Linked DNA regions of Homo sapiens: region 1 is linked to region 2. Evidence: read pairs that join two places in POLR2A ChIA-PET (ENCODE). Cell type or tissue: MCF 10A. All regions are shown on one strand. Links, peaks and the distances in the headings refer to the core of each region. The heading gives the core; the rest is flanking DNA. Region 1 has its middle 34 kb from the start of MIR548A2. Region 2 holds the start of SLC2A12 (solute carrier family 2 member 12).

Region 1 (15,192 bases), core at 7,956-10,455, 1.2 Mb before region 2:
GAATATGGAAAATATCCCAGACTGAAATCATGAGTTCAGTCTTTTCTCTGCCATGTGTGGTCTTTTCCTGAAGAGGGACAGTCCTGGGAAGGGGAACGATACAGTTTGGTCAGCGCTTCCCATGCATGTGTCCCTCGGGCTAGATAGGATGGATTCTCTCCTGGAAGATTTGAAGATCAGTTCTCTCTTGGTTGTCTCTCAAACACATTCTTTTCCTGTAAGCCAAGCTCACAAGACCAGCTTCTGTGTGCCAGCCTCTTCTGGAAGCTGCAGTCCTGCCATTTGCAAACTTAAAGTACAAATGATACAGAAATTATTCCTGCTCCAACCCCATCCAATCCAGAGAAAGAAGAAAATGTAAAGCTTGTGGGGTTTTTGGCCAAAATAGATCCTATCTAACAATATGTTATTTGTTGGTTCATATCAGTGTGAAAGACAGAGCCGCTCTTGACTTGATGTGTGTAATTTGATGCAGGTGAAATAGTGACTGACGCTAAGGATGGAGCTATGTAGTAAACGAGGCTTCTTGCTCCAGGAGTGAAGTGAAGTTACTTCCCATGAAAAGTGAGATCTATATTGTATGACGGTCCACAGCCTTGCCCATTTCCTAGAGAAGATCAGTTTCTCAGTCTACAAACAAGTGGAGTCAAGGGGGTCTGAGAACCTTAAATCTGGACATTTCAGTGAGAAGGAAAAGATGTTGGGGAAAGGTCCCAGGGATGGAGAATGAGTCCTGCTCAGTGGGAAAGAGGTGAGAAGCTGGGCAAGGGGCCTCAAGTGGTCCCAGCCTGCTTACTACAGGTTAACTGTAAACACTTGACTAGTTGTGTGTTCTTTGTATTTTCTTTCTTTATCCTTACTATTGGAAACGGATCCTGTCTCGGAAGACCTAAGAGGTTTGTTGCTTGGGATTAAGTTTTAAAAGAAAAGCATCCAGCAGATCCCCAAACTGAGTAGCTCAAGGGAAACGTAAATGAGAGACCATGGAGGAGAAGCTTGTGTGGCCTCCTGCTTCCTCCACCAGAAGGTCCCCTTCCAGAGCTATTCCATGTCACAGTTGGGAAATCAGGTGGAGGGTGTGCCCAAAAACATGAGAACGAAGACCCTTCTTTCACACAAGTGACTTGTCCAGGACCACAGACACCCGTGGCAGCACCCTGCCTCCTCCTGCCAACTCCCGCTGTTTAGGGGACATTCTCACCTAAAGCGGCATCATCAAATCCTAATGCTGAAAAGTCCTGTATTTTCTCAACCTCCTACACAACTAAAACTGAATATCCCTCATAGAACACGGTCTATGTTCTGATAAATCCCACTTTAAAACCAGGTTATTATAGGCCGGGCACGATGGCTCACGCCTGTAATCTCAGCACTTTGGGAGGCCGAGGCGGGCGGATCACGAGGTCAGGAGTTCGAGACCAGTCTGGCCAACATAGTGAAACCCCGTCTCTACTAAAAATACTCAAAAAATTAGCCGGGCGTGGTGGTGTGCGCCTGTAATCCCAGCTACTCGGGAGGCTGAGGCAGGAGAGTCATGTGAACCCAGGAGGCGGAGGTTGCAGTGAGCCAAGATCGCGCCACTGCACTCCAGCCTGGGCGACAGAATGAGACTCTGTCTCAGAAAAAAGAAAAAAGAAAATTAAAAAAAAATAAAAAATAAAACCAGGTTATTACAAATGATGAGTTTGAATAAATGAGGGTAAAAGTAGGTAAAAAATGTAAACAAGGTGGCATCAGAGAGTCAGGAGAAATGACATTTCTATGCACACATGGCGGGAGGATGTTAGGTTTTTTTTTTTATTTTTATTTTACTTTAAGTTCCGGGATACATGTGCAGAACATGCAGGTTTGTTACATAGGTATACGTGTGCCATGGTGGTTTGCGGCACCCATCAACCTGTCATCTAGGTTTTAAGCCCCGCATACATTAGCTATTTGCCCTGATGCTCTCCCTCCTCTCGCCCTCCCCACCATTTATTTTCATTTTTTGACTATATTGACAACTGGATACAGATAGTGTGACTAGTTCTATTTACCTACCAGTAGCTGGAATTAAGGACTACTTTCCTAAATATATTTTTATAATTTAGGATCCTCAATAATTTTAACACTTAAATATGTGTTTTAATGTATGTGTATGTCAAAATGTGAATGTGTACACATTCACTTACTCAACAGCTTAATTGCTGAATGCCCGTTTGTTGACAGACACTTGAACCAGGAGCCTTGGCTCTTCTACTCTGTTTCACCTTGAAATTGTCATATATTTATTATGGCTGCTGTCACCCTACAGTGGCTGTCAGAGGAACTCCATACTCTACCAAACTTGAGCCTCATTAACAATCTTTAGTAGACAAAAAAAAGCATTATTCTCCCACTTTTAAAAACCAGTTACAAAGAAGTCAAATGACTAGACCAACAATTGATCAGAACCCAGGTGCCCTCTGCCCAGTGCTATGTTTTTCCAAACAGGAAAATTCTTTACTGACATCGAAGAAATGTGGAAATAAATTATAAGACAAGCCAATCTGTGTTCCCTGTGTAAGACACAACTATGAATTAGTAAGGCTAATTTAGATATATGTTTTTTGGAATCAACTTATGGTCTCTTCCTGTAGTCATTTATGTTTGTGTTTTTGCTGCAATTCTCTGTTTGTGTATTTTATTTTTAGGCAAGAATCTAAAATATGAAATCCCAACACAGGTCAAATAAGAGAATTTTTAAAAATATGTTTTATTTCAATAGCTTTTGGAGTACAAGTGGTTTTTGGTTACATGGATTAATTATATAGTGGTGAAGTCTGAGAGTTTAGTGTACCCATCACCCAGGTAGTGTACGTTGTACCCTATATATAGTTTTTTATCCCACATCCCTCCTCCCACCTTCCCCCTTCTGAGTCTCCAAAGACAATATATCACTGTATGTCCTTATGTCCTCATAGCTTAGCTCCCACTTTTAAGTGAGAACGTATGGTATTTGGTTTTCCATCCCTGAATTACTTCACTTAGAATCATGGCCTTCAGCACTATCCAAGTTGCTGCAAAAGACATTATTTTGTCCCTTTTTATGACTGAGTAGTATTCCATGGTGTATACATGCCACATTTTCTTTTTTTGTTGTTTTTTTTGTTTTGTTTTTGAGACAGTTTCACTCTTGTTGCCCAAGCTGGAATGCAATGGCACGATCTCGGCTCAGTGCAACCTCCGCCTCCCTGATTCAAGCGATTCTTCTACCTCAGCCTCCAGAGTAGCTGGGATTACAGGCGCCTGCCACCATGCCTGGCTAATTTTTTTTTTTTTTTTTTTTTTTGAATTTTTAGTAGAGACAAGGTTTCACCATGTTGGCCAGGCTGGTCTCGAACTCGACCTCAGGTGATTCACCCACCTTGGCCTCCCAAAGTGCTGAGATGACAGGTGTGAGCCACCGCGCCCAGCCCAACATGCCACATTTTCTTTATCCACTCATTGGTTGATGGTCACTTAGGTTGGTTCCATATCTTTGAAGCTGTGAATTGTGCTGCAATAAACGTGTGTGCATGTGTTTTTTCATTTAATTACTTATTTTCCTTTGGGTAGATAGCCAGTAGTGGGGTTGATGGTAGATCTACATTTAGTTCTTTAAGGAATCTCCATATTGTTATCCATACAGGTTGTACTAATTTACATTCTCACCAGCAGTGTAAAACTGTTACCTTTTCACCACATCCACGCCAACATCTATTGTTTTCTGACTTTAATGATGGCCATTCTTATCGCTTCTCAGCCTTTTGGCTAAGATCAAGTGTAATAATAGCCATTCTTGCAGGAGTAAGGTAATATCTCATTGTGGTTTTAATTTACATTTCCCTGATGTTTAGTGATGTTGAGCATTTATTTATGTTTCCCGGCAATTTGTATATCTTCTTTTGAGAAATGTTTATTTATGTCATTTGCCTACTTTTTGATGGGATTTTTTTTTCTTGCTGATTTGTTTGAGTTCTTATAGATTCTGGATACTAGTCCTTCGTTAGGTGCATAATTTGCAAATATTTCCTCCCATTCTGTGCATTGTTTACTCTGATGATTATTTCTTTTGCTGTGCAGAAGCTTTTTAATTTAATCAGGTCCTATTTATTTTTGTTTTGCTGCATTTGCTTTTGGGGTTTGAGTCATGAATTCTTTGCTTAGGCCAATGTCCAGAAGAGTTTTTCCAACATTATCTTCTATAATTTTTATGGTTTCAGGTCTTAGATTTAAATCTTTGATCCACCTTGAGTAGATTTTTGTATAAGGTGAGAGATATGGATCCAGTTTCATTCTTCTACACGTGGCTATCCAGTTTTTCCAGCACCATTTATGAAACAGGGTGTCCTTTCCACAGTTTATGTTTTTGTATCAAGTAAGAGCATTTAAGTTTTATGTTTTGTAAATGGGAAAAAGAGATATGCAGAAAAGACCAGAATTCCTTTTTCGAAAACTTTTTATGAGCCAAACAAAACACAATCATTTAATGCATTGTATATTCAAATCCAATAGTTATTGTTCAAATGCAAATAAATTGTGTTTTCTATTAAGGGGTAATATATTTCCGTTTGACCTAAGGCTTCTTTAGATCAACTCACCAGGCTGGAAGTACCACAGACCACTTCATGAAATGCAAGCCTGACCATACCACAGCCTCCTTAAAACTCCACACTGAAGCCCCATCCATTATCCTAAATCCATTGAGATCTTCCTGTTTGCCTAGAATAATTCCTATACATCTATCTTTGTGCCCTCTGATACCACAAATGAAATTCAGTCACCTTGGAAGTGACAGAAAAATTAAGAAACTTGGTTGATACCTGTAAAAGTCCAAGTATCGTTTACAGCCATACCACCCTGAACGTGCCCGATCTCAGCTGAAAAAGTACAAGCAGCTCAGCAGTGTGGACAAAAGCCTCCAGGATCCACTCCTGTGGCTTTTCCAGGTTCATTGGCTTGCTGTGGAAGTCCTCTGCTCACATGGCAGCAGGACCATACTACTTCCCTCCGATGACCATTGACACTCCAAGCCTTTGAGTTCTTGCTACTTGAAAACAGTTTTTTCCCAGTGCCTTTCCTGGGTATTACCATTCTGGTTTCATCTCAAATGTCACATGCACTAAGATTCCTTTCCTGATCTGTTAACGTTGGGTGAGTTACCTCCCAGTGTTCTCATTATGCCCTACACCTAATGCCTATCAAGACATTAGCACAGAACATTGAAACTGACATACCTATAGATTGTGAGCTCACGAAAGTTAGAAATGCTATCATGCACATCTTTGTATGCATGACACCAGCCACTGACTTGGCACACAGTAGGAGGCTGAAAATGCTGTTCGGACCTGGGTGTGGATCACAATAGAAAGGCTGAAATAACAATCTACTAATATTCTCCATCTATCAATCAACATGTATTATTCAATATATCTTTTCTGCCTGAGACAATTCTTATAATTGCTCAGTATCACAGAATGTTCTCAAATGGAATATAATCTTTTTAAAATTCTAAATGCCCAGCAAGAATAGGGAATTTATGGAGAAATCTAAAAGTATTTCATTAGTCATTCTACCATAGCTTCCCGTGGTCACAGCTGTCTTCTTTCTTTTTTCATTCTCTCTTCCCTATATCACACTCTCTTTTTTTCTCATTTCTGGCTCCCTTTTTTCTTCTTCTCTGCCTGACTTCAGCCAGTAGCATTCACTGAACTCAAAATTTAACCATTAACACGACTACTGATCACTGTCTCAGTCTGCTCCTGATGCTGGGGAATCCCAGACGGCAGTCCCTTCCACGCTGTGAACTTAGAGACCTTCACTCATGCCTGAAGTGCATGCTGAGTAACTTTTTATTTACATAAAGACACAATCTTAAAATGTGGGATGTAATCTTCCTTTTATGTCTTTAACTTTTTTTATTGAGGCAAATTAGCCAGAAGGTTAAATCTGCTTTGCATCATATTTTGCATTCTCATTCATTTGTGGGTAAATAGCCCTCAAAAGACTTCTAAAAATTTGTATATCTAAACATTGTTGCCTGTGAATCTGATATCTCGGTCACTTTTTTATTTACAATTTCAATAGTTATCTGAGAGAAAAGATTCCTAGATTCATAAACAAAAGTCCAGAGCATCACTGTGGCTGAGTCTGATCATCCAACGATAAGGATTCACAGTTCCTTGGGTTAGTCTTCGTGCCATTAAGTGAACCTAGTCCTTTGCATCACCCATATTTTTATAATCTAAAAAAAAAAATCTAAAAGCTTCGAACAACTCTTTGTTCAACAAGCAAGCCCAATATCCAGCCCAGCCAGCAGTGTTGACATTAGAAGTTTTGGCCAGATGTAGTGGCTCACGCCTGTAATGCCAACACTTTGGGCGGCAGAGGCAGGCAGATCACGAGGTCAGGAGTTCGAGACCAGCCTGACCAACATGGTGAAACCCCATCTCTACCAAAAATACAAAAATTAGCCAGGCATGGTGGCATGCACCTGTAGTCCCAGCTACTCAGGAGGCTGAGGCAGGAGAATCACTTGAACCCAGGAGGCAGAGGTTACCATGAGATCACACCACTGCACTCCAGCCTGGGCGACAGAGCGAGACTCCATCTAAAAAAAAAAAAAAAAAAAAAAAAAGTTTCAAGAGCACCCTGATGACCACGAGGCAGAGGTGTAGAAGTCACGCTTATACTGACTGGATGGAGGAAAGACATGGAACTCAACGTCCTCTGGCACTAGTTTAGTTCAGCCTCATCTGCTCATGGTCAGGGCACTGTCACTCGGGTTTCTATGTGACTGACAGCAATGCTGCTGAACACCTTTAATTTACTCTTGATGTGCTTTCAACTTTTGAGTTTATACTCCTTCTGAGGATTTGTGTAACTATACTTCTAAGTATCAATGTTAGTCTGGTCAGCTCCTTAAGAATGGAGGCCATTGTGGGTAACCTCACTATGGCACCCACTCTGTCTACACAGCCAGAGAAATGTAATTTTGGCATTTATCATATTAAATAAATCACTCTTAGCCAAGCGTGGTGGCTCTCGCCTGTAATCCCAGCACTTTGGGAGGCCGAGGCAGGTGGATTACTTGAGGCTAGGAATTCGAGACCAGCCTGGCCAACATGGCAAAACCCCGTCTCTACTAAAAATACAAAAATCAGCCAGGTGCAGTGGCGAGCATCTGTCATCCCAGCTACTCAGGAGGCTGAGGCAGGAGAATTGCTTAAACCCAGGAGGTGGAGGTTGCAGTGAGCCGAGACCGCACCACTGCATTCCAGCCTGGGCAACAGAGGGTGACTCTGTCTCAAAAAATATATATAATAAAATAAAATAAAATAAAATAATATAAATAAATTACTCTTAGTGATACCACATCACTCTGCTTAAAAATTTATTTAACCACTTTAGTAGGCTGCAGCTATTAAGTTCACAAAATAATTGCCATTATTCCAATTTACTTTGTTCTATGTACAGAGTCATAATTTATCAGGAAAAGAAAAAGTGTTTATTGTTATAATTATTCATAATTATAGACTAATTTTAATAATAGCTAGCATCTGCTGAGCACACACTAGGTAAACTAGGATTCTTGTTAGGAAATGTGCACTATCTCATTTAATATTCAGAATAAACTTACAAGGTAGATATTACTACTTCCATTTGAAAACAAAACAAAAACCCTAAAGCTCAGAAAGGTTAAACAGTGTGTCTGAGATCACACAGCTTTTAAGTTGGGGTGTCAGGATCAGATTTCTGGGATGTCTGACTCCAAAATTCCCCTCTTAATCATTAGGTTACTGCCCTTGAGTGTGCCAAACTATACACTGTATTTCTTTTAAAATGAACTAGCTTCTTTTAAATGCTTCTTCCACTCACAGTTGACAAAAAGTAACTTTTTATTATTAAAAAATGAGTAAGATCCAGACCAGGCTACACAACATAGTGAGACCTCGTCTCCACAAAAAATAAGAAATAAAATAGCCAGGTGTGGTGGCAGACACCTGTAGTTCCAGATTCTTGGGAGGCTGAGGTGGGAGGATTGCTTGAGCCCAGGAGAATAAGGCTGAAGTGAACCATGATCGCACCACTGCACCCCAGCCTGGGTAACAGTGAGACCCTGTCTCTAAAAAAAAAAAGAAAGAAAGAAAAAGAAAAACAGTGAAGCAAGCTAAACATTTAGTATTTTCCAAATTTCTAATACCTTTTACAAAACAATCTTCAACAAAATAGGTTGATCAAAATGATCTCATGGTTGCATATTGCTCTGGAAATATTTATATATTTACATCAACCTTTAACATTTAGGCCAGGCACAGTGGCTCACACCTGTAATCCTAACAGTTTGGGAGGCCAAAGCGGGGTGATCGCTTAAGCCCAGGAGTTTGAGACCAGCCTGGGCAACATGGTTGAAACCCTGTCTCTACAAAAAAATACAAAAAAATTAGCCAGGCATAGTGGCATGTGCCTGTGGTCCCAGCTACTTGGGAGGCTGAAATGGGAGGATCGCTTGGAGCCTAGAAGGTCGAGGCTGCCGTGACCTGTGATTGTGCTACTGTACTCCAGCCTGGGTAACAAAGAAAAAAACAAAAACAAAAAAACCTTTAACGTTTAAGTAAACTTTTTTTTTTCTTCGAAATTTATGTGATACAGAGAAGTTATCCTAGTCCAAAAAGAATGGTGAATAGAAGACCATCCCCAATGCGTTCCACACCCTTGTAAGAATTATGACTATTAGGGTTGCTTTGGGATGAAAGGAGAGGTCCTTGTGGAAGATCTTCCTTCTTGGCATGTTCTCTCACTGTCCTAAGGAGACGGAGATGGCCCTTTGTCACTCGCAGCCCTTGTTGCACCATAAACAGCCTCATCGTAGGTGTTAATTTGCTGTCTGTCACATGATAATGTGTTTTCACATCTATTCCCAGTGCTTACCTTAGTGCTGGCACATAGTAGGCACATTCAATAAATAAAGAGCAGAGGCAGATCTAGGCCCACAGGCTTATTTTCTATCTATCAATAACCGATCTGAGGAGGAATCGTATGGAGGGATATTAACATATGGAAAATATGCAGTAGGATCACATCATCCCACATTGGCCCTGTGTCTATTTCTATTTCCTAGAGGAAATCTATTTCCACTCCTCCCCGCTTTCCACCTCCCTCCTCTCTTAGCCTGTACCCCCGCCCCTCTGCCCTGGGCTCAGCTGCAAGGTGTCTTTTTAATTCTTACATTCTCTTTATTTACATCAAAATTGTTTGCAGAGCCCCACACCTTCTGGCTTCCAGCTGGTAGAAGGTGCAAACAAAAGCAAGACAAACACACACTGCATCTGTACCTTGAAACAGCCTCAATTCCAGGTGGTTGAAGGGACTCCCTGGGGCACCTGGAATTCAGGTGGGGCCAGAGCAGTGTTTCAAGTCAAGCCTGCCTGTAATTCCCCTTTCCTCTTTGCTGCCAGGCAGTGCAGAGCTGGGCGTACAGAGCCGATTGCTCAAGCTCTCTCAGGTGTGTGTATCTGGGTGTGTGCAGCAATGAAGGGCAGGCCAGTGCCCCGAAACTTAGCCCTTGGCTTCACCAAGGCGGCTGTGAGCCAAGGTCAGGTTTCTGCGTCTGTTTCCTAAAAATCATATTCCTCCTGGACTAAAGGGGAAAATTCTTCTCCCTGTGGTTGTTCTTCTGAACTGTGGTACCAAATCTCTAGAGCCTGCCTTTTGGGAACTGAAGCAGGTAGTGAGGAATTCCTGCTCCAGCCATTCTGAGGCCAGGGAGGGGGCCCCGCCCCCGCTTCCTCCACAATATGTTCCAGTTTTCCCTGTCACTGATTGCTCCTGGTTACCTTGTGGTGCCAATGGATGTAAAGGCATGTCAACACTGCCATTACAAGCTTTTCTTGTCAATGATTCATAACATTAGGACAAATAATCATCTGGCCTTAATCCCGGCAGGCAGAAAAAGTACAGCAGAGTTAACAGGAAGGTAACGTATGCAAGTAGTTGAGTATTTGCTAATTATTTCCTGACCCAGCGAACCCAATAGACTGTAGCAACAATTTTTCACCCTGTGGTGTTTAAACTTTCATAAGTAGAAAACGGACCTGGATCAGAAAGAAGGGAGATGGGCTTAAAAAAGAGAGTCTTTTGGTGTCTGACTTGAGTACTTTTTTTTTTTTGAGTCAGTCTCGCTCTGTTGCCCAGGCTGCAGTACAGTGATGCGATCTCCACTCACTGCAACCTCCGCCTCCTGGGTTCGGGCAATTCTCCTGCCTCAGCCTCCTGAGTAGCTGGGATTACAGGTGCGCACCACCACGCCCAGCTAATTGTTCTTGTTTTTGTTTTTGGTTTGTATTTTTAGTAGAGATGGGGTTTCACTATGTTGGTCAGGCTGGTCTCAAACTCCTGACCTCAGGTGATCCGCCTGCCTCGGACTCCCAAAGTACTTGGATTACAGGTGTTAGCCACTGCACCGGGGCTGACTTGTTTCTTTTGGCCAAAAAAATTAAGAAAGCTTTATGAAACCTTGTACAAGGTGTCCTGTTTTCCTCTTAATTCTTCCAAAATTCTTTTCTTTAAAGTTCAGTTTTAAACATTGGCAAATCAAGTAAGAAGGAAGCCCATTTCCTTATGGCACAGCTCAATACTCAATAAGAGATACAGGATGAAAACCAAGAATCTTCATTCCCAGCTCTATAGGAAAAAAATTAATACGATTTATGCAAAACTTCAAAGGAAGCCCCTCCCTCCACACACCTCCCATTTGTGTAGGTGTTTCCTTCATCCCCCTACCACCAGTGTGGGTTTTTAGGTGAGCATAATTGTGCTTTTGTCTTGGACTTGGCTCACCCCACTACACTCAACTCCCAGAGCCCCTGGCCTGGAGCCCAGGGTGGGGCTTTGCCCTCAGTACTGTAAACAATCATAATTACCTTTACAAACTTAAAAAAAAAATTTTCAAGGCCAAGAATATAGAGCATACTATAACCCCTTGTGCATGAATCTGTTAGAATGTGCGTGGTGTCTCCCTCATAAAATGGCCAAAGGGAAAAGAAAATCAGCAGCTCTCAGTGTCCCCATGGGCCTCTCTGGGCCTGGGAGTTCTCTGCTTCCAGCTTGTAGTGGTGACAGCAGTACAAGTGAAAGGGATAAATATTGAAGCAGAACTTAAAGAGATCTTCTTACCATTCATGCAGCTTCTGTGAATTGGATGGAAGCAGAGGCTTGGTGTAGATATGCCTACCCTAGACTCCGACGGGGAGGAGGTGCGTCTCCTGACCTCGGCTTGTAGCATGTCTGAGGCTACTCCTTACAGTATCTCTGTCTGGTTGACAGCACCTATTGTTCTGATGAAGTTGACCTGCATCCAAGCGTCTGCCTCATTTTGATTACCACCATGGTGCCAAGGCTATGATTCCCACATAATCCTGGTAGTTTATTTCATGCACAATCACTAACAGGTGTGATCTATGTCTAAGATCAAAACAATTCATGAAAATTCAAAATTTTTAAATTCAATCACTTTTGGCCACACAGTTTTATCAAGATTCATACAAAAGGTTTGATTTATCAATGAGATGGATTGCTTTCCAGGCCACAGAGTTCCTTTGATTATTTTACTGCCAGGTTAACAGGTGTGAGTATGGAGACCTGAACATCTAGACAGATGCCTTCAACCTCGCATGGACTCATTTCAAAGGCCATGTCAAAGCCAAAGACATAGAATGGGGAGCTCCCTGGCTGGGCAAGTGTGATGATTTTACTAAGCCTCTTTAAGGAAGTATCAGAGTTGTGTACATGTCATTTTTTCCATTCAGAAGCCAAAACACTGCTCCATGGCTGTGAGTTATTGAGCTCATGCTCTGTGCTTGTGTTACGGTATGTTTCGGGCATGTTCATCATCAAGAATGGTCATCTGTAGTGTTCCTTGTGCTGAGAGAAGGTGATTTACAATGCAGCTACCAGAATGAGAAGCCATGGGATCCACACTACTAACACTTCATTAACAAGCTCTTGGTTGGGCACTGTGGCTCACACCTGTAATCCCAACACATTGAGAAGCAAGACAGGAGGATCGCTTGAGGTCAAGAGTTGGAAGCCAGCCTGGGCAATATACAGACACCCCCATCCCTACAAAAGTTAAATTACAAATAAAGTAAATTAGCTGGGCATGGTGGTACATGCCTGTAGTCCCAGCTACTCAGGGGGGCTGAGGTGGGAGGGTCACTTGAGCTCGGGAGGTCAGGGCTGCAGTGAGCCCTGATTGCATCACTGCAGTCTAGCCTGGGCAACACAGCAAGACCCTGTCTCTAAAAAAAGTAATACATATATTTTTAAAGCAAGCTCTTTGCCTTGCCTCAGGACCCTGCTGAGGAGCACCTCCGCCCCCACCCCAACAGCTCTGGGGCCTTCCCTTGAAGTGCTAGCTTATAATCACCAGTTACCAACTTCCCTTCTCTCCCTAGGAGGGCTCAGTGTTTAGGAGGTTATTCCTCCCTTGTGCTTAGCTTCTTTCCAAATGTTTAACTCTTGTGATGGTCCTGAGAGCCATTCCTGCAGTACTCACAGTTTTTGCTTCTTCCTTTAATAAAGATTGCCCACATCCCAGTGTAATCTCCCAATTCATTCCTCCATCAACGCTCCCTCAAAACCACCAGAGAGAGAGCATTCTCCCTATAGTCCTGTCTGTCTGGTCTCCACACAAATGCAACCACTTGGGTGGGGGACTCCCCAGTGGCAAATGTCCTTGCACACAACTATGAAAAGTAACCCAGGTGAGATGCAATGGGAATCCTGGGGGAAACACAACCGAACCAGCTCAGGACCAGTGAAGCTGCCCAGTTCTCTGTCTTTGGAGGTTTTTAAACTAGGCCGCACGATGTTGTCTCCTCTCTACTGCTTGCTACCATCTAAAATAATTTGTTTAATGGTAATCCAAAAAAAAAAAAAAAAAGCTGAGGGCATAAAGGGATTGGTTTTCTGGGACAGGTAGCTTAAGACTTAACACCCAGAGAGTTCAACTTGTAACGCATCCCATTCCAGAGGCACATTCGTCACATGCTGTCTCCATCTATCTATTGATTAAAAAAATAAGACATGCCCCAGCCTTGGCTTCAAAGCTGGAGAGACCTAGCAATATTTTTTTAAAACTTTTTCTCTGACATCGTGTCATTCCTTCTTTTGTTGCAGGTGGCATTAGTTCGAAGTACAGTTCCCATGCCTTTGGGCTGAATGCTTAGAACCTACAGAGGGGTATGAACTGTTTTCTAAACCATGAGACTGGTCTCTTTGGCTCATCTAGGCAAAAAAAGGGTTAAGTCCTCTGGGTAAAACATTGTCAATCACTAGTGGCTGCCACCAAGATGAAAAACAAGCTGCACCTGTACACAGGCAATTTAAGAGATTCTGGTCAGCTATTTTTCTCTGGTGCTTTGTTCTGCCAGCTGCCTCTGTGCTTTGGATGCAGGTGGAAGCATGGACTTTGCTATCTATAAAAAAATTTAATGGTGAAGATCAACTTCCGCTTCACCTCCCCAGGGATCAAAGTTTTGGGGCTTTTTTTTTTCTTTTTCCTGAAAGACTGGTAGAGCAACGCCTAGACAATGGGTAAGTTGTTGAGGCTCCCCTTCTCCCCACACAAGTAGCAGGAGATCTTTGACAGATTCTATTTTTTTTTCTTCCCAATTTGAAGGAAATAAAGGAAATGTGGAGATGCATGTCAAGCATTTGCCAAAAGGAGGGCTGGAGAATGACAGCTGGGAGCCTGGGTCACCATCGCAGCCTGCTGCACGTAGGGCAGGTGGCAACGACGTGGATAGGACAGGCTCTCTGCCTGCGAGTGTGAGACACACGCTTACTATACAGCATCCTCTGTGGAAGGGAGGGTGTCATACAAGTTATATACATGACCAGATGACTTTCCATGACACAACGGATGACCATTAAGGTGTGTAGGAAGGAAAGAAGCTTAAAAACCCGATGCTCTGGCTTAACAAGAAGCTCTAAGTAAATGTGCCTCACCAATGACATTATCAAAGTTTTTGAACTCACTCAACAAATGAGTACAAAAAGATGTATCATCTATCATGTACCAGGCACTACATTAGTTATTGGACTAATGGTGACTGTTATGGGCTGAATTACATGTTCTCTGAAATTCATATATTGAAGCCCTAACCCTTAGAACCTCAGAATGTGACCATATCTGGAGATAGGACCTTTAGAAACATGATTAAGGCCTGGGCGCAGTGGCTCAGCACTTAGGGAGGCCAAGGCAAGAGGATCACTTGAGGCCAGGAGTTTAAAACCAGCCTAGGCAACACAGTGAGACCCTGTCTCTGCAAAAAATTTAAAAATTAGCCAGATGTGGTGATGCACACCTGTAGTCCCAGCTACTCAGGAGGTTGGAGTGGGAAGATCACTTGTGCCCAGGAGTTCAAGGTTGCAGTGAGCCATAGTTGCACCACTGCACTCCAGTCTGGGTGACAGAGCGAGACCATGTCTCTAAAATAATAAAAATAATAATAAAATTTTTAAGGCTATTAAGTTAAAATAAGGTTGTTAGCATGGGCCCTAATCCAACTGACTGGTGTCCTTTTAAGAAGAGGAAATTTTACGGACAAGAACACTCAAAGGCTCGTGCACTGAGGAAAGACCATGTAAGGACACAGAAAGAAGGCGGCCACCTACAAGCCAAGGAGAGAGGCCTCAGCACAAACCAAACCTGCCAACACCTTGATCTTGGCCTTCCAGCCCCCAGAACTATGAGAACTGTGAGAAAATAAATTTCTGTTGCTTAGGCCACTTAGTGTGTGATATTTTATATGGTAGCCCTAGCAAACCAATAGAACAGTGAACAAGGCAAGGTCCTTGTTCTTGCTGAACTTAAAATCTATTAAGGAATTCAAAATCTCGTGCCCACTTAAGCAAAGGAGAAAGGGAGGTAACTAGAGACACTTGTAAACACTACTGAGACAGCCAGAGTTAGTAAGAGAAGCAGGCCCGGGACTTCCAGCTAATCTTTGGACGTATTTCATTACGGGGCATGTGGCCATTACCCAGGATATTTGAATCAAGGGTTAAACAGTATTATCACTCTGCTTCAACAAGAGAAAGCAAGAAATCCTGCACTGATCATGTGAGGGGGAGGGAGGAAATCTAGCAGATCTCACCTAAAAGGGCAAATGGAAAAGAACTGTGTGG
Region 2 (15,192 bases), core at 5,002-7,501:
CTCACTCTTTGATTAACATGTTTACTAACTCCTTTTCCTTAGGTTTCTTAGACTTACCAATCTTTGAACCCGAATTTTCTCTTCTTTCACTCTCAAATGTTTAATTAAGGGGTAGAAGGATCATTCTGAGAAGAGGAAAGTGCAGTTTGCATGAGATCAAATTATTATCCATTAAGTAGATCTAGAGTTGATTGGGTTGTGGAAGGGCTTAAAATGAATTGTGATGAAGGTGAAGTTTGGGGAGAGGCTAGACTCTGACTGCTGGTGAGTTTGTTGGTGGAGCACTCGGAACAGGGTCTGGGGGAGGCCACTGCCACTGCCGAGCTGTCCAGCATGGTGGATGGGTCCCAGTTCTTTTACCTTTTTCAGAAGGCAGATATAAGGTGTTGCTTACGCCTGTCTAGCAGACATTCAGAAAGCAATAAAAAGAACCGTTTTCATCCAGCCAGTGAGTCCTAGATAGGAGCTCCAACAGTGAGGAATTTAAAAGGCTCACCTGCACATCAGAGCTTCCAGAACCCCAGAATCAGTAAGTTGTTTTGAGAACAGATTGTGAGAATACATTCATTTCCAAGTGCCCAGGATAACAGAAAATTTTTTTTTCTTCTACCACTTTACTTCTCATCAGTAAATACCATAGATTAATGATGACTGAAGCGGCAAAGTACCTCAGCCTGTCTAGGCCACTCTATGTTGCTCTGAAGTGGGGCAAGACTCTGGAATTAGGAAAAAGTGCTTAATTGCCACTTACAAGTACCTGTAAAGTTAGAGCAGCCAGGAAAGGGATGGAAGTACTAAAAACTGCCTCATGACATTTTCCTTTTTTTCTGTAGAAATTTTTAAGTGTTCCATTTCTTGTGAACCATCACAGGATAATGACAGCTCTAGATATTAAAAATTCCATTAAAATTTCTTCCCCGAGTGAATACCCTTCCATGTCCAGGGTAACCCCTAGTGGTGTATTCTGTGACACAGACTCTGCCTCCAATGTCAGCACAAAACAGAATAAAATAAGAATTCTGGACATAGTGAAAATATGAACCTGAAGAGGTCATTTATAACAAAAAACAAAAAAATCCAAGTGTCCTTGCTAAACAGAATTTGGGATCTGGGAAGCTGTGAAAAGTTGGTTGTTGGATGTGATGTGATAAGAAAGCAGTCTTAGATCAAAGACTTCAGTCTTTAAGATTCACATTTAGAAAGGAAGAATCTTAGAGTCAAAGAAAGGTCAGGCACGAGTGTAATGAATATAGTCAGGCTGGAAGAGTGTCTGGTCCTTCGATAAGAATGCCTCACTTATCTTCCTCTTTGTATCACCCTGCATTGCACCAGGCACATGGTAAGCATCCAATATTTGGACGGAGGGATAAGTTTCTAAATGAACGCCTGTGCTCCCTTCGCTCTAGGGCCCAAACACACCTGGGCAGGCGTAGATAGAGTGCAAACAAGCAGCTAATAAGTCACAAAAACTGCACAAAGCAGTTGACAGGAGCAGCTCTGAGGATTCAAGTGACTCTCTCTTTCCCTAATAGACTCTGTTACCAACTTGCAGGCTCCCTCTTCTGTCCATTGCACTGGAAGCCTGCTCTTCCCTCCATCTATCAAAAGGGGGCAGCAGACAAGAGAAAATTCAGGTTCGTGGCCTACTGTGAGCTGAGCAACCCCACTCCCACGAAGGACTTAACGCAGATTTCCCAAACTGTGTTCGTTTAAACGTTAGCAGGTTTTTTTTGGGGGGGGGGCAGGGGGGACAGGGAAATTAAGAATCCAAAATTTAAAAGTGCGAGGAAATCTACGCTAAAACTGTTTACACATGTATACAGCAAAATTTCTTAGACATGAAACTTTTTTTATGTCCTGAGAACAGCATATAATGTGAAGAATTTCTCAAAACTTTTTGAATGATGAAACAGCCTCCTCATTTTTTAATTCCACAGAATATCTATTAACATCTCAGTGGTCATACAAGCTCTGCAGAAGATGAGTTTGGAAGCTCTGTCCTAGCAAGTCCCGTCCTATTTTCATGCTGAAGCTGATTCTCTCAGCTTTCCAGTATCGGCTCTCTTTCCCAACAGGGAGAGAAGGATCGCAACTTTGACAAATGCCATTTCATGGAGTAGCCTCTCTGAAGATGGAGCTTGAAGAATGGAAATATACCTCAATCCTTTACACTTGCACTTTCTTCTCCTGGCAGCTATCTCACCACTCCTGGGAGGTAAGGGCAGCCCCCAGATTTTCACCTGGGAGTTAAAAGATCTCACCAGGGGGCTCCAGTTGTGTATGGGCCTCTATGAAATGCTGAGTCAGGCCATGCTATTGTAACTAGAGATGCCTGGACCTTTCTGGTTTTTCACCACTGTTTCAGTTGCCAGTCTCCTGTCATATGCTGCTTCTATCCTTATTTAGAAAGGGAGAGCATGGTTTGAATGGATAAACAAATGGACTAAGCATTAACTTGATTCTCTTCTACAGTTGCTGTTGCTGTTGCCTTGGTGAACGGTTCATATTTATATAGCACCTTAATAGTTTTTAAGATGTTTTCAAATACTTCAACTGATTTTCTCTTAACTAAAATCCTTTGAGAGAGTTTATGTTAGGGAATCTTTGCACTCTGGGTAACACTAGCTAAAAATGAATTTGTTGCTTGGCCTTTGGTTCATAGAACTGAAATAAGAAGAACTGTCTCGGGGAAAAAACAGAATAGCTCAGGAGAAACATGACATAGAAACTGATAAATAGATGGTCTTTTTTGAGTTCTGCCATTGGGAATGGCTGTTCTATTCGGGTGTAGTCTAATGCTACCTCTCAAGACTAACATTTTAGGGATAGAGTATCTAATTGTCATTGCAGGTAGAGAGTGGTAAACATTAATTGACAAGTACATCAAATCCGCATGCAATATGCAATCCCCCCTGCCCTGACCCTGATAAAAAAATTACAGGAATATTGCCAAGAGGAGAAAGCTTTGCTTCTGGGCAAGCAGTTGACAGCTTTGTATGAGGCAAGTATATGTCTCCCTGTGTTAGAGATGATGAAACTGGACCTAAAGGGATTATAAGACTTGCCCAAAGTCATGGATAATAAAGTTCCAACATTAGAATTTATATTCTCTTACTCCTGAACCAATATTTTTTCTCTTTCTCTTTTTTTTTTTTTTTTTTTTGACACAGGGTCTCACTCTGTTGCCCAGGCTGGAGTGCAGTGGTGCAATCTCGGCTCACTGCAACCTCTGTCTCCCAGGCTCAAGTGATCCTCCCACCTCAGCCTCCTGAGTAGCTGGAAATACAGGCATGCACCACCACAACTGGCTAATTTTTGTATTTTTTGTAGAGATGGGGTTTCACTATGTTGTCCAGGCTGATCTTGAACTCCTGGGCTCAAGTGATCCACTTACCTCAACCTCCTAAAATGCTGGGATTACAGGTGTGAGCCACTGTGCCCTGTCCCAGCATTTTTTCTATTATTACTATATACTTCTATGGAGTCCCTTGGATGCAGCAACAGCTATCATTTATTGCAGATGACTATGGTCAGATACTGTTCTAATTACTTTCTATATATTAATTCATTTAATCATCACAAGAAGCTTATGAGATGGCTGCTATTGTTGTCCTTATCTATTAGAAAAAAGGAAACTGAGGCATTAAAGAGGTTCTAGAGCTTGTAAGTGGTACAGCCAGAATTAGAACCAAGACTAGGCCTAGAACCTACTTTCAAAAGGATGCTGCAATGAAACAACATAAGGTTGATCAGAAGTTTGATTGTGTATACCCTTTTCTTCTTCCTCCTTTTCTCCTGGATTTCTTTAAATACATATTTAGTGAGCAACTCAAGGTTTCAGACACCATGCCAAACTCTGAAGGAGTATGAACAAGGTGATCACGACCTTGTGCTCATGGTGTTGACACACTAATAGGGAAAACAGATTAGTGAATTATCACAGCACTCTCTGTTTAATGCTCCGTCTGTGAGAGCAATATGTGCCCTGGGAGCAGAGAGGAGAGCACTTGGCCCAGCCCCGGGGGAGGGAAGGTCAGAGAAGACAGAAGTGCCTTGCAAATGGGGATGGATAGGGAGTGAGCGGGGATAGAAAAGAGGATATCAGTCAGTCCCTCAGCATAGAAGGGCAAGTGTAAAACACAGCCAGGGCCGGATGTGGTGGCTTATGCCTGTAGTCTTAGCATTCTGGGAGGCCGAGATGGGTGAATCACCTGAGGTCAGGAGTTCGAGACCAGCCTGGCCAACATGGTGAAACCCCGTCTCTATTAAAAATACAAAAAATTAGCCAGGTGTGGATGCGGTGGTGGGCACCTGTAATCCCAGCTACTTGGGAGGCTGAGGCAGAAGAATTGCTTGAATCCCAGACGCAGGGGTTGCAGTGAGCTGAGATTCCGCCATTGCACTCCAGCCTGGGCAACAAGAGTGAAACTTCGTCAAAAAACAAACAAACAAAAAACACCACAGCTAGGCCTCACAGAAAACCCAAAGCCAAGACCCTTGTCGTGGGGCCATAGAGTCCTGCTTCTGCTTCATTCTGTGAGTTTCCATTGTCCAGCACTCACGCTTCTTTTATTATGCATGTCCCTTTTGCTCCTGCTATTACAACTTCAGCTTTGGCCTGCTAGGGCCCAGACCTGAAGCCCCAGCTCATATGATCTATTGACACAAACATTCACTATGATGCCGGATACAGCAGCGTGGCCCTCTCAACTTCCATCCTGCCTTCCCTCCCACTGGAGAGATTGATTAGAAAGCTACATTTCCCAGGTTTCCTTGCAGTAGGGGTGTAGATATCAGTTAGATGCACCTGCACGAAGATGAATATGAAGGGAGTGTGTTTGTTTTCTTTTTGTTTTCCTCTTTGGGGAGTTTCTGCTATCCTAGGGAATCAGGCAGATACGAGATTTTCCTGAGGTGACATTCCAGTATCTATAGCTTCCTAGAGAATGCAGGTATGGGAGCAGAAATGGTCTGCTCTCTGGGTTTAAACAATGCATTCCTGAACTCATGGCTCCATTGGGCAGCTCAGATGTAGGAGCCCAGCTGATGAGTCAGCTCTGTATTATTCTGGGAGTCATTCCTGAATGCTTGGAATCTTTCAGGCTTTCCAGTGAAAATATAAGCACCCAATTCTCTGTGCTAAATTTCTTCCTACTTGAAGTTCCTGCACTGAACTACAATTGATATAACAACCCCTAACCTAATCAGAGAGAAAAAGGATCTGAAAGAGAGGACCCTAGCCTGTCCTATCGGCTCCCTGAGCATGAGACATCTACTCCTGGTTAATTTAATTTTGCTGGAGGCTGGTGGGGGACAGGAGCGGGTGGGGAGATGGGAACCACAATAAAGTGTGAGACAAGACTGTCTAAAAGAATATCAGGTCAAGGAGGCGATGATTGGCATCTCCACCATATAGTTCATGATGGGACCAGATTGCAGAGGTCGAGTCAGGAAGTGGCAAGAGATGGACCTGGAGGGATCAGCCCATGCAAGACCCTGTGGGGCATTTTAAGCCTCATGAAGAAATTTAGATCAACCCTAAGAACAACTAGAAGTTGGAGAAAAGTTTAAAACAACTGAAAGCCATTTAAGTATTTAGATTTTAGAAAAAATCTTGGCACCACTGTGGAGAATGGGCTTAGGAAAGCAAGAATGCCCACAGGAAGACCTGTTAGAGGCTATTGCAGCTCTTCCCGTGGGAGATTATAAGGTGGCCCGGATTTAGAGGGTGGTAATGGGGATGAGGAGGACTGAATGGAGGTACAAGGTTTTTAGTAAACATGGTCATCTGGAAAGAACTATACTTCTCCAACATATTCATAGGGGCAGAACCAAGTTTTGTGGGGCCTGATGTTTATAAAATTTGGGGGCTCTGTTTTAAAAAATAAGAATACAGGCCAGGTGCAGTGGCTCACACCTGTAATCCCAGCTTTTTGGGAGGCCGAGGCGGGCGGATCACGAGGTCAGGAGATCGAGACCATCCTGGCTAACATGGTGAAACCCTGTCTCTACTAAAAATACAAAAATTTGGCCGGGCATGGTGGCGGGTGACTGCAGTCCCAGCTACTTGGGAGGCTGAGGCAGGAAAATGGCGTGAACCTGGGAGCTGGCAGTAAGCCAAGATTACACCACTGCACTCCAGCCTGGGCGACAGAGTGAGACTCTGTCTCAAAAAAAAAAAAAAAAAAAGGTGAATATTTATTTTGATAAATTACAATTTTTAAAAAATTTAGACAGGGTCTATCTAGCTCTGCCACCCAGGCTGAGGTACAGTGGTGTGATCTCAGCTCAGTGGCATGAGCTCAGCTCACTGAAAACTCTGCCTCCCAGGCTCAGGCAATCCTACCTCAGCCTCCCAAGCAGCTGGGACTACAGACATGTGCCACCATGCCTAGCTAATTTTTGTATTTTTTGTAGAGAAAGAGTTTCACCATATTGTCCAGGCTGGTTTCAAACTCCTGGGCTCAAACGATCTGTCCGTCTTGGTCTCCCAAAGTGCTGGGATTACAGGCATGAGCTATCATGCCTGGCAGTAAATTACAAATGATAAAAAGCTGCCAAGCATTACAAAAATTGCATAATCCAGGAATTACCTGATACACTTCCATAATACTTTTTTCCCTTCATTTTTTGATTGCACACATTTTGATCTTTTTTTTGTAACACAATTTTTTTGTGACATTACTTTCTATATAAAGAAAATAAAAGAACCCAGTCTGTCCTCTAGCATGGCCCTCTGCCATGGCCCTGGGAGCTGTAGGACAAGTTCACACTGAGAGATAGCCTCTAGCCCTGTGCTTTTCCATCTTTGTGCCACGTGAGTGATAATGTGGGATATGCACGGCATGAGATGGCATAGTGAGGAGCAAGAGAATTCCTGGAAGTCTTTTCTATTCCAAGAGAGCTAGTGAGGGCTTAACTCTATATTAGTTAAGTGCTTGTGAACTATCCATGAGAAACCAAAACCAGGCCCAGTACAGTGGCTCACGCTTGTAATTCCAGCACTTTGGGAGGCCGAGGCAGGTGGATCACTTGAGGTCAGGAGTTTGAGAATGGCCTGGCCAACATGGTGAAACCTCATCTCTACTAAAAATACAAAAAAAAAAAAAAATTAGCTGGGCATGGTGGTGTGCACCTGTAATCTCAGCTACTCAGGAGGCTGAGGGAGGAGAACCACTTGAACCCGGGAGGCAGAGGTTGCAGTGAGCCAAGATTGTGCCACTGCACTCCAGCCTGAGTGACAGAGTGAGACTCTGTCTAAAAAAAAAAATACAAAAAAAAATTTTTTTTCTAACTTCACTGATCTTAAGTCAGATCCCAAATATTCCATGGCCACCCTTATGTCACATGACACAAAGGAAACAAGATGTTGCTGGCCAGGTGCAAAGCATTAGTGGTCTTAACTGATTGCAGTTATTTCATTTTAGCAAATTTTACAAAACATATCATTATATAAATGCATTGCTGGGTGCCTCCCAGGGTCTTGGAAGGGCTGGTGTGGGTGAGGGGCCCTGCAGCTTAAACTTCATTAGCTTCCTGATTAATCTGCTTCTGCACACATGAAAAAGGACTTATCTAGTTGAGTCTGGTGTCATTCCTAGTTCTTGGTTTAAAGCAACAGAAACCAACTCCAACTTGGAAACTGTAGTCAAGAATAACTCCCCAAATCCTGCTTTGAGCTAATCTAGCCACCCCTGAGCACATACCTAACAGTGTATATCTAGCAACTCTGACATTAAATATTTTGGCCAGAGCCACTGCCACCATCCTCACTGGAAGGTGGGGCCTGTAGATCCTGCTACTTTGTGCTACAGCTTCTGATGCAAAATCCAGGGTGCATGAACTGCTTGGCAGAGCCTGGTCCTAAGAGAAAAGGGAGTATCAGGCCTTTCCAGCTTCTGTTTAGGAGACAGGTTCTTCCTTGCAGAGGGGGATTCCCAACACAGGAAGGATCTTCTGATCCTGGGCAGCCTAGAAGAAAATAAAAGCCCGTGACAAGCTCTAACATGTCCACCTGAGCTGAAATATAATGAGTTCATCTTCAGAAGCTGAGCACAAGGTTTCGCATTTCAGTAAGCTTTCTGCTCCAGATTTTCCCTGAGTTATTCAGATTATTTAAACTTGGAAAGTAGTCATTTTCTGTGCAGTGCCCTCCTTATTGTCTGGCAAACAAGGGACATGTAATGAAAGCAGACCAGAGTTCCCAACCCAATAACTACTGCTTGTTGTCATGTATGATCAAGCAACTTTTTCTGACTTCATGGTATCAAAGGCAGGTTAATCTCAAGGAAAGGTTTAATCATTGAACAGCTTTTTGTTAATGCCCTCCATCCAAGGGTCATGGCAATCGGACTGAGAGAGATTTTTAAGTTAAAAATACTTTATTTGGAAAAATAGCTAATCAAAGGAAGAACAGTGCTCATTCCACGTAGCTGGGCAGTACAAAGACAGACATGGGCCAAACTAATAGATATGACATTGGTGTGATTTAAAGGGAGATGATAATTTGAACAGCCCCATCAGTTGCCCAAATGTACCTTTGAGCAAATTAGAAAAAGCTGCCCTTTCTTCAGGTTAGTATTGTCATATTCTGGAAGATTTGCTTTATAAATAAGCAAACTTCTGCTGTCTGCAAATGAGAATGACCCACTTAGAGTTGTACTGTGTCCAAATTGCACAATGGTATATGGCAGCCCTAAGTATGAAGAAGTTTTCTTCAAATTTATATTTATTATATATACAATCTGATAGAAGCATTAAGCAAACAACTTTTAAGACAGTACTTTTTACACATGATTTACCACCTCAACCTATTAGTTATTTTCAGTTGTTCCAAGTTTCCTTCCAGTCTCTACCAATAGGCGCATATATTTTAAGAAAGTATTGTAATAGTAATGAGTATGCAACTTTCTGTATGCCACTTTGATTCTCCCACTTAAAATAATTGGAAAAACATTTTCTTGCATTGCTACATTGTCTTTCTTTTAATGATTTATCACATGTTATAGCAAGTGAACATACCATAATAAATTTAACCACACTTACTTTGTAATTTGAGGAACTTTAATCAACATGTTATGAGTGATAATATTCTACACCTAAGGAAAGAAGTCATAATGAAAACTTTCAGATAGAGAAGTTATTTAGATAGTATAAACAGTGAAATAATAAACATCCTTCCAAACAATCATACCAAGATGAATATTTTATTGCAATTAGGCTAAACAAGAAGTGAATTTGTATTTGGAATTTTTTTGTTTGCATAAAGACCATATTTTCCCATTTGTGTTTACACTGTAATGAACCATTGTAGAAGGTGCATTCCACATCAATGTGCACTGCAGGGTGCACTGCAGGGAAACAATACGGTGTAGTGAAAAGCATTTGGGTTTTGGAATCAAATGGACTTGAACTGCTGTGCTCTGAAATGTTATGTTCTGCATAAAAAGACTTGTGCAAGAGTGCTCATAACAGTTTTATGTGTAATAGCAAAGAATTGGAAACAGCCCAGATGTCCATCAATAGGAAAATGGATAAACTGTGGTGTATTCACCCATATAACACTATTCAGCAATAAACAAAATGAACTACTAATATACATAAAAACATGGATGGATATCAAAACTATGCTCAGTGAAAGACTCCTTACACAAGGCTGCATTCTCTGTGGTTCCATTATATGAATTAAGGTTTAGAACAAGCAAAGGTAATCTATGTGGAAAAATATCAGAAAATTGGTTGCTTCTGGAGCTTTTTTGTCTTGAAAAAAAGAACCTAGTATTGAACTCTATTTAATAATATGCATTCTGAAGTATTTCAACTTACTTTGATATGTATAAAAACTAATACGGATCGACTGATGGATGGAAGAATTGTTATATATAGATGTGAATGAGCAAGCATGGTAAAATGTCGAGTGTAGGTTTTCCTGTGGGATTCAAATTTTTATAATTCAACATTGGAAAATGTTTTGATCTTAGAAATGTTTCATAAACTTCTCGGTTTCAGTTTCTGCAAAATGGAAGTAACGGTATTTACTTCACAAGGTTTTTGTGAAGCTTTTAAAAAATTGCCATGAAAATAGGCATGCTCTATGGTAGATGTTTACGAGCCCTGTGAAGCTGCTTGTCTTTCATCCCCTCTTCCCCGCTGTGCCAGTTTATAAGTCAGGATAGGTGTTTTTGGATTTGGTAGCATTGCCTATGAGCAGTGGTCCAAAGTGGTATGTAGCAAAATTATTGGGGTTATGAAGAATGAACTGTCTGCTGTCTGCTGATTATGAATTCCTTGAGTGGAGGAACAGATTTTAATAATGGAAGTGGCTCAAACTCCAGGGAAGATGGATAGCCTGTGGTTATACTTGGTCTAAAGGAATTGGCAGAAACAGAGAGGAAGGACAAAATGTCATAGGCAATCATCATATGGATTTTAATATTTAAAAACTAAATAGTTATTTAGTCACTAAAAGCTCTATTTGTGAGCACTCATTTATCTAACAAATATTTATTAAGTGTCTACTGCATGCCTGGCATTGTGTTAGGAGCTGGACGAATGTGCAAGATAGAAATAGGTGCCTGCCCTCTTGGAGCATACATTCTAGTGTTGCTAAAGTTTATTGGATTTACAGGGATCAGTCTGTCAGCCAGCAAATACTTACTGAGTATTTGCTGAGTGCCAGACACGCAGAATACTATAATAAACTAAACAAACATAGTCCATACTCTCATAGAGTTTGCAATCTAGCAGAAAAGGCAGATTTAATTGAATCACCGCATTTAACTGTATTAAATACATTATGGTGTGCAAAAGGCTGGGAAGGAGAAGTACAGGGTTCGTAACAGAATTGAGGCAGAGTTTCCCCCCTCTAGTCTGGGTGAAAAAAATTTTCTCCCCTAAACTTTTCTCTGAGTTAAGAGATTGAGGTAAGTACAAACAGAGCTTGAGATAGCCAGTGGCCCCGGTCAGGTCACCAGCAGAATAAAGAACAGAATTAGGAGCACCAGGAGGTGATGTTGTCAGTTGCATTGCTGAGCATTCTTTTTGACTCCTGGTTGGCTTACTATGCCTGTGGATCTCCTGTATGGTTTGGCTACACAAAACAGAGTGAGAACTGTTGAACTGCTTTTAACCATAGTAAAGTATTCTGGAATTAGTTTTGTCTTCTGTCTAGTCAAGCACTATAGCAAACACTCTAACACTCCCATGGGGCCAAGAAGCTGCTAGAAACACAGGTTGTGGGATCACGAAACAAAGCAATGATACAACTAACCCATTGCAAGAACATTTTCCCCCTAATGAGGTCATTGGTTCTGAGCAGAAAGAAGTTAGAAGCCAAGAGAATATAGAGAACTTATGGGAAACATATGTGTCTCACAGATAGAAACTGGGACTCCTATATAATTATAATGCACCCTGGGAACAAATAAAATGAGTTGTTTCAAACCATGGTTGCGTTACACATTCTTTAGTGGGGACACTGATGTGTGGGATTCTGAACTTCTCACCCTCTTAATCATAAGGGGCCTGGATTATGCCTGGAGGACTTCCATTTTCTAGCACTATCAGCAGACATACAACGGGTACATAATAAAGACTAGTTGAATTATTATAGGTTTGTTTCCATTTGCTACCTGTTTCCCTGAAAGATAAGAAAAATATAGAATTATTTAATGACAAGCAAAGGAAATGTACAAATAAGTGAATTTAGAACTTTGAAGTGATTCAGTTAAAATGTTGAAAAGAAGTAACAAAAATTTAGCTTCTGCTTATACAAGCACAAATTTGTTTTTCTGTCCAGAGAAATGCCTATGACTAAAAGCCATATTTCACGGCATCTTCTTAAAGTCGAGTAGGTCTGAAACCATAGGAAGCCAAGAAAATTAGAGAAGGACAAGGCTGGGAAGTTAGAATATAGGAGAGTTACAGCTTTAGACCTCCTGGATTCATAATCTCAGCTCTACCACTGATTAGCTGTGAGACTGTAGCCAAGTTACCCAACCTCCATTTCCTCTTCTATAATGTTGGTACCTGCCTCAAAGTCATCATCTGCGTTATTGCGCTTAGCACAATTTCTGGCACATAAGTGCTCCACACATGTTAGTTTTTATTCCAAATGATTTTTAAGATGATCTCAATTTCCTCTATAAGGCTTTTTTTTTTAATAAACATGATTTGTTGAATGAATAACTGAAGGTAAAATGTCATAACCCTGTAAGACTTTTTTATAAATATGTTCACAAATCAGAAAAAGATCCTCTCTCATGACCTGATTTTGTTTGAGATTACATGTCCACCACACGCACACAATGGGCCACTTAGTCTGGCCTCTCTGAGTGAGGAGTATCCTCCTCCTACCTACGCAAACATGAAACCTAACAGAGGATTCAGTGTTAATTTGTCTCTTAAAGACAATTCTGCATTAAGAAATGGATTACTTTGCTATAACCTCAGCATATAAAAAGTCTAAAGAATCTGTGCATTCTGAGTTTGTGTATTTTTGGTCTCAGGCTGTGATTTATCTGAAAGGCCTTGGAGAGAAAGATATAGGCCTTTACCTAGACCAAAATCAGGTTGAAACAATAAAGGTATTTTATGCTTTGTGTAAGCTGGTAAATACCATGACTTTTGGAATAACAGTCTTGCTGAAAAATTGACACACTTTTCCTTCTGGTATGTCTTTGCATAAATTGTTCCTCTTTCTGCAAGATTAACTGATACCATCTGTGAGTATTCTATCCCCACTCTCAGCTTGCATTTAAATCTGCATGTTTCCTTTCTCTGCCTCTTTTCAAAGGTGCTAGAATACAAGAGCTACCCTTAGCTAATGGCCAAACACTCCGTCTGAGTTCCCTTTCTTTTAACCCCTTGCTTCCAACTCTGCATCTAAAGGCAAAAACAATCCTCTGACTCACGGCCCTCCCCCTGCCTGTGATAGGCTGCTTGGAATAGCAACAGCCTGTGTCACCGAAAAGGGCAAAGCCTTCGGAAATAGAAACAAAGTTGGTCACAAATCACATTAGCTTTGCCCGAAGTTTTTCCCCACACTCTTCTTTAGCATGCTATTATGGGGAAAGTGACCACTCCTGGGAGCGGGGGTGGTCGGGGCGGTTTGGTGGCGGGGAAGCGGCTGTAACTTCTACGTGACCATGGTACCTGTTGAAAACACCGAGGGCCCCAGTCTGCTGAACCAGAAGGGGACAGCCGTGGAGACGGAGGGCAGCGGCAGCCGGCATCCTCCCTGGGCGAGAGGTAAAGTGAGCCTGCAGTGCTCGGGTGACCGCAGAGAAGCAAGCTGTACTCATCTCCCGAGTGTACTGTCTCTTGAGTCCCGTGTGTGTGTGTGTGTGTGTGTGTGTGTGTGTGTGTGTGTGTGTGTATGCGCGCGCGCGCATGTGGGCGCGCTGGATGAGTGGAGAGAAGGGGACAGGGTCTGGTGGGACGTGGGACAGCTCGGAGCTGTAATGTTGTGAAGATCGAAGTCTTGGTGGAACCTTATGTGCCAAGAAAATACAGGTTACACATCCACCACTGGTATGATGGGTCCCCTTGATTGTGTTTACATAATACAATGTATGGATGTTTTTCATATTGGAACGGTCCACTGGCAAAGATAGTCTCATTTGTAAACACACACAAGCACACGCTTGCTTACACTTTTTCATTTATTGTCACAAATGGACACTGTGTAACCAGTTGACATTATAACCACTGTTTTAAAAATCAGTATTTTAAACAGGCTTCATAAAATTATTAGTTATGTAATCAATGAGAACACAAACTTCCTTTTTAAATTCCCAGCACGTTTGTGATGAATTTGAGCGTTATTCAGAGCCTGAAACGCTTGCTTTGCTGGGTTCTGCCTTCTTTAAAACTGGCCTTGCAAACTGAGGTTTGTTTGCTATGATGACCTTCTGAAGGTGAAATTTGGAAAAGTTTTAATTCATTTAATGATCTTTGATAAATCAGAGGCTGGTCTTCACTTCCACATTTACAATTCCCACAAATACATTGTACGCTTTTTGCTGCCTCTTCCTGCTCATTTAGTTTGTGCTGCAAGGAATAGAAAGTAATTGTAATATGAAATGACAACAAACACAAAAAATCTTCTCTTTCCTACTACTTTCCTCAGCTGTGTATTCTTAATCAGATATTACATTCCCAAGCAGCATATAGAAATTTCATGCAAAATCCAATACACTAAATGATACAAAAGACATCTGCCTTTCTCTTGGGAATGGTCCTAATACTGACGTTTGCCTTGTGGGTTTGTCTGATCTTGGGGAATCGAACCTGTGACCCCTAACATCGAGGCATGAAGCGGCCCTCTTCAGGAGTGGAGAAGCCCTCCATCTTCCATGTCCTGATCTCTTCTCTTGCTTTCACACTTCTCGTCAAGAATGAGGCCGGGCGTGGTGGCTCATGCCTGTAATCTCAGCACTTTGGGAGGCCAAGGTGGGCAGATCACTTGAGGCCAGGAGTTCAAGACAAGCCTGGCCAACAGAGCGGAAACCCTATCTCTACTAAAAATACAGAAAAATAAAAAAATTAGCTGAGCATAGTGGCACATGCCTGTAATCTCAGCTACTCAGGAGGCTGAGGTACAAGAATCACTTGGAGGTTACAGTGAGCTGAGATCATGACACTGCACTCCAGCCTGGGTGACAGAGTGAAACTCTGTCTAACATAATAATAATAATAATAATAAAAGAATATCTGGGGTCATCTTTCAATATGGCCTGTCCTCTCCTATGCAGAAGTACCCTTTTCCCTAAGCGCTTGCTACTCATTGGCCCACAAGTTCCCTAAGAGCAGGCAAGGGAAACTTATATTTGGAGATAAAGGGAAAGAGTTGCAAAGTTCTTTTCTCCAAATTCCTGGGAACATGAGCTGCAGTCTAGACTGCAGAGCAAGCTGAGGTGGTGATGTTAACAAAAGGGCTCACTAAATACAGTCAGTGATAATGTCACAAAGAAGATGAAAAGAAACTGCCTAGGAAGAGCCTTTGTAGTAACCATTAAAAATGGACTGTTTATTTTGATATGGCTTTGAAGGTACAATGTGCTCTTAATAGCTTATATTGTACAAATTCACAATTATCCAGAAGAAAGATAATGTGTATTTACATTTGCAATAGTTGGTTACATGCACAAAATTCAACTTAAAGTGCAACTGTTTATGTTGTAAAGAAATAAT

The links. Peaks named below come from ENCODE experiments on the same cell type or tissue, not always from the same donor. Only the 100,000 strongest peaks of a DNase experiment are listed, where the experiment ranks them.
Region 1: POLR2A ChIA-PET joins it to region 2 with 6 read pairs; 1 of 35 experiments calls an interaction of 5 or more read pairs at or near these places.

Annotation. Positions count from the first base shown.
Region 1 is chr6:135,265,514-135,280,705 of GRCh38, reverse strand. No RefSeq gene overlaps it. Among named protein-coding and RNA genes, the nearest start is that of MIR548A2, 34 kb to the right of the region's middle. RefSeq lists enhancers at 1-146, 9,002-9,896 and a silencer at 9,181-9,475. In MCF 10A, for the core only: no CTCF peak of the experiment used is centred there; DNase peaks (open chromatin) are centred at 9,475 and 9,825.
Region 2 is chr6:134,050,434-134,065,625 of GRCh38, reverse strand. It overlaps SLC2A12 (solute carrier family 2 member 12), which reads left to right and starts at 13,002. Exons shown (of 5, transcript NM_145176.3): 1 at 13,002-13,248. The coding sequence starts at 13,146. RefSeq lists enhancers at 3,937-4,601, 4,602-5,266. In MCF 10A, for the core only: no CTCF peak of the experiment used is centred there; DNase peaks (open chromatin) are centred at 5,035 and 6,525.